Regions from separate parts of the Homo sapiens genome. Here region 1 is linked to region 2. A link is an interaction called in ENCODE POLR2A ChIA-PET data of the cell type or tissue named here. Cell type or tissue: Panc1. All regions are shown on one strand.

Region 1 (8,000 bases), 210 kb after region 2:
AGGAACTGCATGTTGAATGATAGAACTTCTGTTCTTGCAGTCTCTGGCCATTCCTGTCCCTGAGGAGTCCCACAGCTGCCCTCACAGCAGGCCTTAACCTCCCATGATGCTGTTGGGCCTCTCTTTATCTTTTTTGGGGACGGTGGTGACAGGATCTTGCCCTGTCACCCAGGTTGGAGTGCAGTGGTGCTGTCATAGCTCACTGCAGCCTCAGCCTCTGGGTTCAAGCAATCCTCCCGCCTCAGCCTCCCAAGTAGCTGGGACTATAGGCATGTGCCACCACACCCAGCTAATTTTTAAACTTTTTGTAGAGATGGAGGTAGCAGGGGAGGTCTCACTTTTTTGCTCAGTCTGATTTCGAACTCTCGGCCTCCAGCCAGTCTCCTGCCCTGGCCTCCCAAAGTGCTGGGATTACAGGCGTGAGCCACCATACTTGGCTTCCTTCCCCATTCCTGATCTCCTCTCTCCTTCCTAACCTGCCTGCTTACCCTAAATCCCCCAATTCCTGCCGTGTCTTATAGAGAGCAATCTAGCAATGGCCCTTTCTTCTTCATACCATCTTTGGCTGTACCCACTGTGTCCCACGCCGATAACCACACACATTGCAATGTGGTTCTCAACCGTCACAGAACCTGGGAGAGACTCGGAGGCCTGCTAGTGAAGTTTAACCTGCTTTTATCTCCTGACTACATAGATGTAAGTAACAGGATGCATGGCTGAAGAGTCAATGTGTGGTTTTTCCTTTCTTCCTCTTCAGGACAGCTGGAGGCCAGGCTCTGTGGTTGTCCTTAGCTGGGTGCGGCACTGCTAGGCCCTGCAGGCAGTGGGAGGGCCCCGCATCCCTGGGCCCGAGGAGTCACCCTTAGCTGGGGTTGCCAGATAAAATGCAGACTGCCTAGTTAAATTTGAATTTTAGATACATTGAAAAATATTTCTTGTGAATCTGAAATATGCATTTAACTGGCTGTCCTGTTTTTATTGGCTAAGTCTGGCAGCTCTGCCCTCAGGGAGGCTGGCAAGGGGCGCTAGTATTCCAGAAAGGGGTGGTGCAGGACAGTGTGGGCTGGGTGGAGACCCCTCTTGGGCTGGGATGTGGACGTAGAGAGGCCTTTCTTGTTCCTGCAGTAAAGAGAGAAGCTGCATGCCCCTGAGGACATGCTCCCAGGGGGGACAGAAGGGAAGAACATTGCAGGTTCACAAGAATGAATCAGGTCCTGGGTATCTGGGCCTTAGGGAATGGCTGCATGGGCCAGGGCACCAAGCCAGGGCCCCCGGGCCATGTGGCCCGCCCTCCTTGGAACCACAGAGGACACTAGATCAACTTTAGGTCACTGAGCTGTGCAAGGTGGAACCTCTTGTCAGCGGCGCTCCCCCAGTGACAATGGAGCGGAGATAGTGGTGGACCCATGAGACCACCTGCAAGACTCCAGGGAACCCATTTTCTGGAATTTTCCAAGTTGTTTTGGAATAATTCAGAGGGGGAAGAGGTGGCAGCCCTGAGAGGAAGCTAGAGGACCACCTTCCCCATGGCTGCGCAGATGAACGTGGGTTGGAGAGGAGCTGCTCATGCTCGGAGCTCATCTGGATTTACTGATTTACCCCACACATGGTCACCCATCTGCCATGCACCAAGCACCCTTCAAGGGCGGCACGGACGAGAACAAACACAGCCTTGCCTGCGTGGAGGTCACGCTCTGCAGGGTGGAGACCACTCTCATCTGCAGGGCCCCTTTTGTCATGTTGTCACAGGGATGGCGGGGGGCCCACTGCGGGTGTGATATGCTGATGGGCAACTCTGGCTTTTTAAATATTTTAGCTCCGTGGCTGTGCTAAAAGCTATATTCAGTCCCTATTTTTCCTCTTATTTATTTTGATTGATAAAAATTGTATATATTTATGTACAAGGTGATGTTTTGAAGGACATATGCATCGTGGGATCCCCACAGGATTTGACCCTCGTACAGAGCAGAGCAAGCCTCCTTGACAAAGGGAAGGCAGCAGTGAAGGGTCAGAGGTGCTAATGAGGTGGAGAGGAAGGGGAGGCGCTTGACGGGGAGCAGCACACGCAGAGGCCTGGGTTGGAGGGGCTTGCTTGACAGACGGAAGGAAGGACCTTGAGACAGGGCAGGGAAGGAGGCGGAGTGTCGGGGAAGGGAGCTTGGAGAAGCAGGGAAGGGATGGCCCTTCAGGGCCTTGGTTAGGGTTTCAGTCTCATCCAAGGACAGTGGGAGCCCCCAACTCCCCCCAAGTGGTTCCAGTTAGGTGGGGGCAGTGCTGCCCAGTGGAGAGGGGTCTCCACTTTTTGGAGGTGGGAGGGAAGGCACAGAGATAATGAACCAAGGAAAGGGCCGCACAGTAGCTGAGAAGTGAGGAGGCCAGCCCTGGGGGCAGGCGGTGGCAGAGATGGGCAGAGGCATATCTACAGGAAGGAGATTTGGGAGGAACAATCCATAGAACTTGCTGGATTGGATTTGGAGTGCATGTTAGTTTCCTATCGTCACTGTCCCAAATCACCACACATTTTGGAGGCTTAAAGTAAATGTATTCTCTAGTAGTTCTGGGGGTCAGAAGTTTGGAGTAGGTCCAAGGTGTTGGGACTGTGCACCCTCCAGCCGCTTTCAGAGAGCATCTCCTTCCTTGCCTTTTCCAGCTTCCAGAGGCATCCGTGTTCCTTTGTCCCTTGGCCCCAACACTCTGACTTCTGCTTCTGTGGCCACGTCTCCTCCTCTGACTCTAAGCCACCTGCCTCCCTCTTAGGAGGACCCTTATGATGACACAGGGGCCACTCAGATCATCTAGGACCATCTCCCTTCTCAAGGTCCTTCATCACATCCGCAGGGCCCCTTTTGCCATGTTGGTAACATTCCCAGATTCTGGGGATTGGGGCGTGGACACCTTTGGGGACCATGGGTCTGCCCACCACAAGGAGTAAGCAGGAAGGACTCGTCCAGGAAGATTCCCAGTGTCTGGCTCATGCCATGGGATGGTGAGTCGTGCCACTTTTTAAAGGAGGAAGCATCAGGAGAGGACCAGGTTTGAATGACTTTGAGTTGAATTTCTTCCCAACATCGAAGAAGACACTCAAGTCGGCAGAATCTGCAACTGTGGATCTCAAAGGAGAGTCCTGGATGTGTGTGTCATCCGTGAGCAGGCTATATATATACATAGTCTCTCTCTATATAGACAGGAGGTTATTTTAAGGAACTGACTCATGCAGTTGTGGAGGCTGGCAAGTCTAAAATCTGCAGGGCAGGCTGGCAGCCGAGCCCCAGGGAAGGGTGGATGTTGCCACTCCAGCCTGAAGGCTTTCTGAAGGCAGAATCCCCTCTTCCCGGGGAACCTCAGTCTTTTTCTCCCACGGCCTTCACCTGATTAGATGAGACCCACCCATAGCCTGGCAGGTCTTTGGCTTCACTCAGGGGCTACTGACTTCAGTGTTCATCGCATCCCAAAAATACCACAGCAACATCTAGGCAGGTGTTTGACCGAATATCTGAGAACCATGCCAAGCCAAGCTGACACATAAAACTGGCTGTGACACTGCTTATCAGTCGCAGTGAATGACGCCTCCCTGCAGTGAGTGTCCAGGCCCCACACCCAGCAGCCTCCTTCATTTCCCTTTTCCTTTCACATCTGTCAGCAAGCCCTGTCAATTCTGTCCTCAGAATACACCCTGCATCTGTTCCCATCTTCTGAGCTAAAACCCTCTTCCGAGCCACCACCACCTCCTGCTTGCAGGACTGCAGCCATCGTCAGGGCCTCCCTGCTGCCCTGCGGGCCTGTGTCTGCCTCTCCATCTCTTACCTCCATCCACCTGTCTCTGTCACTCTGTTTTTGTATTGTCTCTGTTCATCTGTCTCTCTGTCTCTGCCTCTTTTTATCTCCCTCTCTCTCCCTGTCTGTCTGTGTCCCTGTCTCTTTGTCTTTCTCTGTCTTTGTGTCTGTCTCTTTCTCTCTCTCCACAAGGGCCTGGTCATGGAGGATGGCAGTGGCTGGGGTCTGAGGGAGAAGACGACAAGGACATCACATAGTCATAAGTCTTCCCCTGTCACAGATCCATTAGAGATAGAAGTGCCAAGAAGACGCGGTCCTCGGGGAGGCTGGCATTGACATGGCCAAAGTGACACTGCTCCACCAGAGGCAGCCAAGCCACACGGTGTGGGAGAGCCAGGGACTCCAGGGGAGCCGGGCAGACTTGGGGGTGGCAACTGGGAGCAGCAGCTGAGCCCGAGGGCGTGGCAGCACCCAAGGTGCTGCAGGGTTGGATGCAGAGTGTGGTGAGCCCAGACTCAAAGTCCCTCCACCACATCTAGCTGTGTGACCTTGAGCAAGTGTCTTTACCTCTCTGAGCCTCAGTTTCCTCATCTGTAAAGTATTGTACTGACGAATGACAGTATTTATCTCCGGATGGCTGCGAGGCTGAAGTGAGCTTAAGCAAGTGAAGTCCTCAGCTGGTGTCTGGCACAGAGCAAGGGCTCAGTAGATCTTAGCTGTTATTATTACTATCCCCAGGAAGTGGCAGTGGTCCCAAGTGTTGTGATCTTGCAGAAAGGCTGGCACTGCCCGTCAGAGCTGGCTGTCCCAGTGAAGGTGACAACAGCTGAGCCTGCATCTGGCAGAGGGAGCAGGGTCTGGCAGACCTGGCTGTAGCTGGAAGCGTGGTGGCAGCAGTGGGTTGGCAGCGGTGTGGTGGTCATTTGCCGGCAGGCGAAGCGCTGAGGTCCCAGAGTGCTGCCCAAGAGCCCCGTGTTTGAAGGCACTGGGAGGTGGTCCCTGGTGACTCCAGACCTGCTCAGGTAGATTTTGCAGGGAGCCAGGGCCAAGCAAAAGCAGGAGGGGGAAAAAGCATCTTTTAGTTCCCTTTCTCTGAAAGCAAACAGTCACAAGCTACAAGCCTGGGGCTTGTGAGGATCGCCAACTCTTCTGCGCACCGGTGAGTTCTTGACAATCAGATGAACAGAGGGAAAGAGGCGTGCCCTTGCTAGCCAACTTCCTGGAGCCCTCTCAGCTGGCATCTTGGTGCTTGTACACATTTGAGAGCATCAGCATTTCTTTACAAATGACCCCATCAGCTCGCCAGTCACCTTGCTTTGCTGGAAGTTTGCCTTGGGATTTGGGAGAATTTAGTTGAAACCAGTAACACCCAGCGTGGCCAAATTCCATATGCTCCTTCTGCGTCTGTGTAACAATTTCCTTTCTTTTTTTGAGATGATTCTCACTCTGTTACCCAGGCTGGAGTGCAGTAGCATGATCTCGGCTCACTGCAGCCTCTGCCTCCTCAGTTCAAGTCATTCTCCTGCCTCAGCCTCCCCCAAGCAGCTGGGACCACAGGCGTGTGCCACTACACCCAGCTAATTTTTGTATTATTAGTAGAGACAGGGTTTCACGATATTCAGGCTGGTCTCAAACCCCTGGCCTCAAGTGATCCATCTGCCTCAGCCTCCCAAAGTTCTGGGATTACATGCGTGAGCCACCACACTCAGCCTCTATGTAACAGTTTCTTTGAAATTTGTCGGAAGCAGGTTACCAGGGAGAAATAATATTTTTAATTATTCTTTCATTTATTTATTGTTTGTACATTTTCTGTGTGTGCATTCATCTGCAGGTTGTATCTTGGAATAGACCCCGCAGAGACGTGCAAGTAATGACTTCACATTAACGTGTCACTGGCCTGCCCTTGATGTGTTGGGGGGCCGGGCAAGAGTACAAATGGAGACCCACCTTTAAAAGTCATAAATCAAGGCAGGCATGGTGGCTCATGCCTGCCATCTCAGCATTTTGGGAGGCCAAGGCAGGAAGATCGCTTGAGGCCAGGAGTTGGAGACCAGACTGGGGAACATAGTGAGACCCCATCTCTACAAAATTAAAAATTAGCCGAGCATGGTGGCACACACCTGTAGTCCCAGCTACTTGGGAGGCTGAGGCAGGAGGATCTCTTGAGCCCAGGGGTTCAAGGCTGCAGTGAGCTATGATTGCGCCACCACACTCTAGCCTAGGTGACAGAGTGAGACCCTGTCTCTTTTTTTTAAAAAAAGTTATAAATCAAGTTAGCAAAGCAAATCAAGTTAACAAAGCGGTTCTGACAATGAACTCTTCAGAACCACCTGGAAGGCCAAGCTTTGGCCTTTGGGATGCGGGGACTCCTGAGCTCCCCCTGGGTTGTGGTGGGCAGTAGGGGCTGGCATGTGTCCCACCTGCCTGTGTCCCTTTTTGCTCCACATCCCTTCCTGCCCCACCCGAGTCCTCCTGGAGTCCACACGTGTGGACACCCAGCCCATGATTCGAGCTCTGGCCATCCCTCCACACCACCCCATAGCTGCCCCCTTGCAGGCCCATGGGCAGGGCCGTGGGTACCAGCAGCCTGCTCTTCGGAGGCTGCATCTGAAGAACGGGTTTGTGCAGGCTCTGAAGGAACGCCTGCGCTGTTTCAGAAGGAACCTCCAGTGCCAGGAAATTTGGAGCCTGATACAGAAGCAACATTCCGGTTTGGCACATTCCCTTGACCCTGGAGAGGCTGTGAGTGGGGCCCTCTAAAGCACGGGGCCCAGGACAGAGACCCCTCTCATCCAGGTTCAAGGGAGCGCAGACTGACCGTCCACCTCCACAGATTTAGTTAGCAAAGGTATCAAACTAGACAAGCCCCGGGGAAATTTCTGTCCCTCGTGAGTAAGTAAAAATGATATGTATCAAACAGTAATTTTGAGGAAAGGAAAAAAAAGACAGCAAAACTCATACGATCTCATCTCAGGTTACAGAATCTTAGGCGTTAACTAGCTGATCTCATGTCACAAAAAGTCCGGGTAGGAGAGTCAGCATTTTGGGGTCTTCATCCAATTCCCCAGTGCCCTGGCTTCACACTGGCCAGCTCATTTGACCTCCCCGAGGCAGAGCGACAGGAAAGCACGTGACTCATCTCCTTCTAGCGTGTGTCTGTCCCAACAAAGTCCTAATCAAGATCCCCGAGAGATCCTCGGGCTGCAAGATGCCTGGGAAATATCAATTGTTGTCAGCCTCACAGGCTCCATGCAGGGAATTCCTGCAGGCTCAGAGGCCTTTGTCATCAGGGAGCTTGCAGTCAAACGACTTGTGGTTTTCTTCAGCACTTCGGTATCGGCCAGGATCTCTTTTCTTTTTCTGACACTCTCAGACAAAATGCACAGAACAGTTTACAAGCCCCTCCAAGTTCTCTAGTCCCTCTTGATAATTGCCTCTGAATATTGACACAGTTTTAATATACAAATTTAATACGCAGAGGGATGGTAGATGCGATGACTTGGATAATCCCCATGAGCAGGGAATAATAAAATAGACACGTGGCTTTGGAATTAATTATACTTTATTTGGCTTCATGATTTAGTTTTGAATTATATAATTGACTTTATATTAAGTAAATTTAAGTTACATAGGTGGTTGAGAAAGAACCAATAATCAAATGGAAAAAAGCCAACCTGGGGTTCATTTTTGTTTTCCTTCGTGCGGAATAGAAGTTGCTGATTCACTCGTGGGTGGTTGAGTGTTATTCATATACTCAAGAGCTTATGTTCTTTGTATCATTTGTTTGGGGTATTTTTTTTAAGTTCCGGGGTACATGTGCAGGATGTGCAGGTTTGTTACATAGGTAAATGTGTGCCATGGTGATTAGCCACACCTATCAACCTGTCTCCTAGGTATTAAGCACAGCATGCATTAGCTATTCTTCCTGATGCTCTCCCTGCCCTGTCCCCACCAATAGGCCCCAGTGTGTGTTGTTCCCCTCCCTGTGTCCGTATGTTCTCATTGCTCAGCTCCCACTTATAAGTGAGAAGGTGCAGTGTTTGGTTTTCTGTTCCTGTGTTAGTTTGCTGAGGACAATGGTTTCTAGCTCCATCCATGTCCCTGCAAAGGACATGAACTTGTTCCATTTTATGGCTGCATAGTATTCCATGGTGTATATATGTACCACGTTTTCTTTATCCAGTCTATCTTTGAGGGACCTTTGGGTAGATTCCATGTCTTTGCTA
Region 2 (8,000 bases):
TTTCCTTTAATAGATAAAGAGCTCTTGCAAAAATGATAAGAAGAGAGTGAAAGATTTAAGATAATAAAAGAAACTGGTAGAAGATAATTCAATTAGTCTTGCTTTGTTTAGGGTTGTTAAATTTGGGTTCTCAGGATCTTTCAAAGTCATGGATGAGTTTTAGGGGGTCTGGGTTCCCCCTGAAGTTGTATGGAAATTTTACATACTGTACATTTTTCTGATGATGAAAGAAAGTCAAGTTTTTGGCCCAGGTCTACTGCTCAGCAAGGGCATTTGTGAGCTCCACATCCTAACCACTAGGCTGCAAGGGTCCTGGTGTTTGAAGCAGTCAAGCAATAGAAATGCTGAAAGACAAACTTCATGCAAATCCTGATTTATTCATAGCAATTTGTTTCTCTTCTCTAGTTTGTATTTCTCCCTTGGCCAGGTAGATTTTTTTTTTTTTTTTTTTTTTTGAGACGGAGTCTCGCTCTGTCGCCCAGGCTGGAGTGCAGTGGCATGATCTCGGCTCACTGCAAGCTCCGCCTCCCAGGTTCACGCCATTCTCCTGCCTCAGCCTCCCGAGTACCTGGGACTACAGGCACCCGCCACCACACCCGGCTAATTATTTTTTGTATTTTTAGTAGAGACAGGGTTTTACTATGTTAGCCAGGATGGTCTCGATCTCCTGACCTTGTGATCCACCCACCTTGGCCTCCCAAAGTGCTGGGATTACAGGCATGAGCCACCGCGCCCGGCCTAGCCAGGTAGATTTTTGTCAGACTTTGCTTCCCTGGTTTACGTCACAGAAATAATAGAAGAATCACTGTAACAAAGGATTTTGCACTAAGTGTGCAATGGGTCACACACAAAAAATGAATCAGAATGTCAAATTCCAACAACAACAACAACAAAACAACAACAGTTGAGATTTTGATTGTGATTGCATTGATCCTTTAGATTAATCTGCACAAATGGACATCCTGTAGTATTGAGTTTTCCTATCCATGAACATGTTCTCTCTCTCTTTATTTAGGTCTTTAATGTCTCCCCGTAAAGATTTATAATTTTCCCCATAGAGGCCTTACCTATTTTTTGCCAGATTTATTCCTAGGTACTTGGTATTTTTAGATGCTCTTGTAATTGGTATCTTTAATTTTTATTTTAATTATTTTATTTTTTATTGTTATATAGAAAGACAATTGATATTTGCATTCTACTTTTTTATGATCAGTAATTATGAATTTTAATCATTTATCCACAGATTATTTTGGATTTTCTAGGCACACCATTTTATAAACTGTGAATATTGACAGTTTCATTTTAATTTTTAAATATTTTGTTTCTTTTTCTCACCTTATGACTCTAGCTAGGAATTCCTGTACGAGGCTGGATGAAAGGGGAGGTAGGGGAAATCCGTGTCTTGTTCTTGATCTCAGAGGAAAAGCTTTTGGCACTGTATCATTAAATATGGTAATTGCTGTGTGGTTTATTAGATTAACTCCAATACAATAAGAGAAATATACAGTTGTGTATATTTAACACAATGGGGATATATTCTGAGAATGTGTCAATGGGCAATTCCATAATTGTGCAAACATCATGGAATGTACTTATACAAATCTAGATGATATAGCTACTACACACCTAGGCCATATGGTAGAACCTATTGCTCCTAGGCTACAATCCTGTCCAGCATGTACTGTACTGAATACTATAAGCAATGTAATATAACAGTAAGTATTTGTGTATCTAAACATAGAAAAGGTACAGTAAAAATACAGTATTGTAATCTTATGGGAATACTGTCATATATGCAATCAATTTTTGGCCCAAAACATCATTTTGTTGCTCTTTGATCTTTGACAAAAGACCAATGACTGTCTTTGGTCATTGTCCCTGGTTCCTGACACAAAGCTTTCAAAACACTTGTAATTTCCTGAGTGATAGGGGTCACAGGAACATCTTTTGTTACAATATTGTTCTTTGTCCCTGGTTCCTGGCGCACAGCCTCTCAAATCCTTGGACTCTGGAGTGACAAGAGTGTCTTTTGTATGCAAGTGAAATGACTGGTGGCTGGGAGCCCTAGGCAGCTTCAGCATGGGGGCTGGTTGCCAGAAAGATCAAGCCATAAATTATTTAGAGGTTTGGAACTTTCAGGCGCCCATCTTTGCCACCCTTGGGGAGGGAAGAGGGGCTGGAGATTGGAGATCAACAAAGGCCAGTGATCTAATCAGTCATGCCTGTATAATGAAACCTCCATGAACATCCCTAAATGATGGGATTTGGAGAGCTTCCAGGTTGTTAACCACACCAAGGTGCTGGGAGAGTGGTGTGCTCAGAGAAGGCGTGGAGGCTCTGTGCACCCCCCAACCCCATACCTTAGCTTATGCGTCTCTTTCGTTTGGCTGTTCCTGAGTTGTGTCTTTTATAATAAATCAGTGATGGGAAGTAAAGTGTCCTTCTGAGTTCTGTGAGCCATTTCAGCAAATGGTCAAATGTGAAGGAGACGTGTGTGGGGGAACCCCTGATTTTGTAGCCAGGTTGGACAGAAGTCTGTGTACCCTGGGCACCTAATACTTGCAACTGGCATCTGAAGTGAGGACAACCTTATGGGACTTACGCCTGCATTTCTATTGAGTATAGGCCTAGACGTGAAGTTGCTGGGTTACAGGAATCCACGTGTTCAGCTTCACTAGATTCTGCTAATTTTCCAAAGTGATGGTACCCCTTTACATCCATACCAGCACGAATAAGGGTTTCAGTTGCTCCGTCTCCTTACAAATACTTAGTTTGTTGATCTTTTGGAAACACCAACTTTGGGTTTTTTTTATCCCTTCTATGTGTGGATATTATTCCATCATCTTCTGGCCTCTATTGTTTTGACGGAGGAGTTGACTGTTAATCTTTTTGTTGCTCCCTTTCAAGGTAGTCCAGTCTAACTTTTTTTTTTTTTTTTTTTTTGGTCTGCTTTTAAGAATTTTTTTTTGGTCTTTGGTTTTCAGCAGTTGTAATATGATGTAACTAGGTTCTTTTGTTTTGTTTTGTTCTTCTTTTTTTTTTCCTGATTGAGATTTGTAGTACATTCAAAATCTGCAGGCTGATGTCTTTACCTAGTTTTGGAAAATTAACAGTTTTTGCCTTATTTTTTTTCCCTTCTGGGACTCCAATTCCACATATGTTGGACCTTTCTACAATACCCTGTACATCTTACATTCCTTTCTGCCTTTTCTTTCTGTGGTTTATTCTAATACTTTGTCCTAAACTTTAAGTTCATTAATTTTCTATTTATTTATGTCTGATCTGCTTTTCCCGGTTCCTTAAACAATCCTTTGAGTGCTTGATTTCAGGTATTGTCATTATCCATTCCAGAATTTCCATTTTAAAAACAATTTCCTGTGCTCTACCAAAATTCTCAATTTTTTGTCTTTTGTTTCCTTGACTCTATTAAATAAAATTATTTTAAATTGTGTGTCTTATAACTCTGTCGTGATCATTTATGTTGTGTGTGAATCTCTTGGTTTTGTTTAAGTTCTTTCGTGTCTTTATATGGCTGGCATTTCTAACTGAGTTCTTAACAGCCTGTGTGATAAATTGGAGAGAGAGGATTGGAGGCGTTGGGTGATGTTATATTTTATCAGAGGAGATTTATTTTTGCTTCTAACAGACACCATAACTGGGTACATTAGCAAGCTAAGCTAAACTTATTCTAATCAGAGATTAAGTTGATTTGAAGCTGGGCTTTAGTTTATGAAGGGCTTATCTCTCTGTAATATCTCTATTTCTTTTTCTCTTTTTTTTTTTTTTTTTGAGATGGAGTTTCACTCTTGTTGCCTAGGCTGAGTGCAATGGCACAATCTTGGCTCACTGCAACCTCCGACTCCTGGGTTCAAGTGATTCTCTTGCCTCGGCCTCCTGAGTAGCTGCAATTATAGGCATGCGCCACCACCCCAGCTAATTTTGTATTTTTAGTAGATACAGCATTTCTCCACGTTGGTCAGGCTGGTCTTGAACGCCTGACCTCAGGTGATCCGCCTGTCTCAGCCTCCCAAAGTGCTGGGATTACAGACGTGAGCTACTGCACCCAGCCTCTATCTCTTTATTTTTAAAAATGATTTTATACTGATTTTATTTTAATTATAAAATTCAACTTTAATATTTATTTTTATTTTACTTTATTTTTTTGAGATAGAATCTTGCTCTGTCACCGAGGTTGGAGTGCAGTGGTGTGATCTCGACTCACTGCAACCTCTGCCTCCCAGGTTCAAGCGATTCTGCCACCTCAGCCTCCTGAGTAGCTGGAACTACAGGCTCCTGCCACCACGCCTGGCTAATTTTTGTATTTTTAGTAGAGAAGGGATTTCACCATGTTGTCCAGGCTGGTCTCGAACTCCTGACCTCAGGTGACCCACCCGCCTCAGCCTCCAAAAGTTCTGGGATTATAGGCGTGAGCCACTGTGCCCAGCCTAATATTTCTTTTTAAAATTTCTTTTTCTTTTTATATTTACAGAGATACAGTCTCACTGTGTTGCCCAGGCTGGTCTCAAACTCCTGAGCTCAAGGGATCCTCCTGCCTCAGCCCCCCAAAGTACTGGGATTACAGCCATGAGCCATGTAATCCCAGTCTGGCCATGTCTGGCCTTAATATTTCAATCAGCTTTTGAGTTGGTTTGAATTACCTAGCCTCCTGTTGCCACAAGCAGAAGTCCCTGGGAGGTAACTTTGACCATCAATTTCAATTCCAAATTGCTCATCATTTGTTGTTTATTCTGTTTTTTGTTTCTCCTAATTAGCCTCCTGATGCAGAGAAAGAACTGGTTGATAAGATTGAGAGCATATGGTCCAATCTGTTTAATGATTCAGTGAATGTGGAGCATGCTCTTGGGGACATAAAGAGAACTTTCACAGAGGTACCTTTTAAATTTCACTTCCTGAGTAAAGACATTGAAAAACGTATTTGGGCTAAATTAATGTAACCTCGTTTTTCTCAGCTTACTCGAGGCGAAATAATGAACTACAGAGTTCAGATAGAGGAGTTTGCAAAGCGTTTTTACAGTGAAGGCCCTGGTTCTGTTGGTGATGATCTTGATAAAGGTAAGAATGTTCCTGTTGGTCTTACTGAGCGATCTGAGTAGCAAATGTTTGAGTATGTTTTGCTTAAGAGTTTTATGGCAAGTGATGATGGTGCCGTGATTAAAATATTTATTTCTTCCTCAAATACTTTTTTCTTGGCTCATTTTAGTGGTCACATTAAAAAAAAAAAAAGCTGGATTAATGCGACTCATTGATTGTTGAGTGCCTGCTACCCGAAGGTGTTGAGAGAAGTGCCAAGGAGCAGCCTCCACTCCTGTGGGGGATACAGAGGTTTCTGCCGCAGCTCAGAAATCTTAAACACCAGCGACTGCCTTTACAAAGGCAGCGTCTTATCCATCCATCTGCCTCTCTAATGCCTGTTACATTTATTCTTTGGATTCAGATGCTTGTCCTCTGCCCTTCACATCACATAGGCTAAAATGGTGACAAGTTAAAAATACTAAAATTCTGTTTTTTTTTTTTTTTTTTTTTTGAGACAGAGTCTCGCTCTGTCACCCAGACTGGAGTGCAGTGGCACAATCTCAGCTCACCGCAACCTCCACCTCCTGGGTTCAAGTGATTCTCCTGCCTCAGCCTCCTGAGTAGCTGAGACTACAGGCACATGCCACCATGCCTTGCTAATTTTTGTATTTTTAGTAGAGACAGGGTTTCACCATGTTGGCCAGGCTGGTCTTGAACTCCTGACCTCAAGTGATCCTCCCGCCTCAGCCTCCCAAAGTGCTGGGATTACAGGCCTGAGCCACTGAGCCGAGTCCTAAAATTCTTATTCTAAAGAGAATTTGGTAAATACCATGAGACAAAAAAAATACCATGAGACAAACCAAAGACTGCTGTGGCTTCCAAAGAAATGGGTGACGTTTATTTAAGGATGCTCAAAAAAGGCATCTGGGAAATGTGGCATTTGAGTAGATGATTGTGAGCAGGGACGTAGTGACCTAGAGTGGTAGTGGTCATTGGAATTGGGGGAGAAGCATAGAACTGGGAAGTTAGAGTGGTAAGGGAGTTATCAGTAGGATGATGATGTTCTCAAGGGGGCGGCAAAGGATGGTGATGTCGACCACAACATAGACCACCTCAGATTCCCTTAAAATAGTCTCCTTTCTGAATGACCTGGTTGTGAGAATTAGGCACAATTTTCTAACTGGAGGAGACTGCAGATGTCATTGGTCTTTTGGTTTTACTTAGAATGGTGCCATGATTCTAAATTTGTCTTCCCGTGTGGTTTATGAGGATGAAATTATAATTGAGATACATTATGCATGATTTCTTATTCAATTTTGTACACCTTAAAATTGTATTTATTCACTCATCGGTGTATTTATTTACTAGGAGTAGAGCTTTTAGGTGTTTATGAAAGAGAGCTGGCAAGACATGAAAAGAGCCGTCAGGAACTGGCTAACGCTGAGAAACTTTTCGATCTTCCTATTACAATGTACCCAGAGCTGCTGAAAGTGCAGAAGGAAATGAGTGGGCTGAGGATGATTTACGAGCTCTATGAAGGACTAAAGGTGAGCATCTCCCTGAAAGCGAAGGACTCAGGCTCACTGAAGGGGATGTAGGAATTACTTAAGCCCTGCAGACTTTGATGCCACCATAATAATGAGCTTGGGTCTGACGTTGTGGAAACGCTCATTTTGGCCGCAGGGAAGGGGGATGGGGAGTGATTGCTTATGGGTACAGGGTTTCCATTTGGGGTGTTGAAAAAGTTCTGGAAATAGGCTGGGTGCGGTGGCTCACGCCTGTAATCCCAGCACTTTGGGAGGCCAAGGCGGGTGCATCACCTGCGGTCAGGAGTTCGAGGTCAGTCTGGCCAACGTGGTGAAACCCTGTCTCTACTAAAAATCCAAAAGTCAGCCAGGTATAGTGGCAGGTGCCTGTAATCCCAGCTACTCAGGAGGCTGAGGCAGGAGAATCACTTGAACCTGGGAGGTGGAGGTTGCAGTGAGTCCAGATTGCGCCATTGCACTCCAGCCTGGGCGACAAGAGCGAAACTCCATCTCAAAAAAAAAAAAAGTTCTGGAAATAGATAGTGGCGCTGGCTGTGTGACATTGTGAAAGTACTTGATGCCACGGAATTGTACATTTTATTTTTATTTTTGAGACAAAGTCTCGCTCTAACACCCAAGCTGGGGTGCAGTGGTGTGATAATAACTCACTGCAGCCTCGAAGTCCTGGGTCGAAGTGATCCTTCTGCCTCAGCCTGCAAAGCAGTTGGGACTACAGAGGTGCACCACCATGCCCAGCTATTCTTTTTTTAGTTTTAGTAGAGGCAATGTCTCACTGTGTTACCCAGGCTGGTCTGGAACTCCTGATCTCAAGCGATCCTCCTGCCTTGACCTCCCAAAGTGCTGGGATTACAGGCATGAGCCATTGCACCCAGCCTGGAATTACATATTTTAAAATGATTAAAATGACAATTTTTTTTTTATGTATTTTACTGTCATCATAGAAAAGAACTCTCTTTGGAGGTCAAGGGCTTGGTTAAGGCATGGGGTAAACTGTTTAGTTGCAAGCGGAGATTAAAAGTTGCCGTGTCAGCCTGGTGTGGTGGCTCATGCTTGTAATCCCAGCACTTTGGGAGGCTGAGATGGGCAGATTACTTGAGGCCAGGAGTTCGAGACTAGCCTGGGCAACAAGGCGAAACCCCGTTTCTACTAAAAAATACAAAAAAAAGTTCCGGGCACAGTGGCTCACACCTGTAATCCCAGCACTTTGGGAGGCAAGGCGGGTGGATCACTTGAGGCCAGGAGTTCGAGACTAGCCTGGCCAACATGGCAAAACTCCATTTCTACTAAGAAATACAAAACTTAGCCAGATATGGTGGCACATGCCTGTGATCCCAGCTGCTTGGGAGGCTAAGGCACAAGAATCGCTTGAACCCAGGAGGTGGAGGTTGCGGTGAGCTGAGATTGCGCCACTGCACTCCA

The links. Peaks named below come from ENCODE experiments on the same cell type or tissue, not always from the same donor. Only the 100,000 strongest peaks of a DNase experiment are listed, where the experiment ranks them.
Region 1: POLR2A ChIA-PET joins it to region 2 with 8 read pairs; 2 of 35 experiments call an interaction of 5 or more read pairs at or near these places.

The regions. Positions count from the first base shown.
Region 1 is chr12:124,023,780-124,031,779 of GRCh38, forward strand. All of the region lies in intron 2 of ZNF664-RFLNA (ZNF664-RFLNA readthrough), which reads left to right. Among named protein-coding and RNA genes, the nearest start is that of ZNF664-RFLNA, 55 kb to the left of the region's middle. In Panc1, no CTCF peak of the experiment used is centred here; a DNase peak (open chromatin) is centred at 3,061.
Region 2 is chr12:123,814,178-123,822,177 of GRCh38, forward strand. DNAH10 (dynein axonemal heavy chain 10) reads left to right here. Exons shown (of 79, transcript NM_001372106.1): 22 at 4,773-4,889; 23 at 4,971-5,073; 24 at 6,403-6,581. Among named protein-coding and RNA genes, the nearest start is that of DNAH10, 56 kb to the left of the region's middle. In Panc1, no CTCF peak of the experiment used is centred here; no DNase peak of the experiment used is centred here.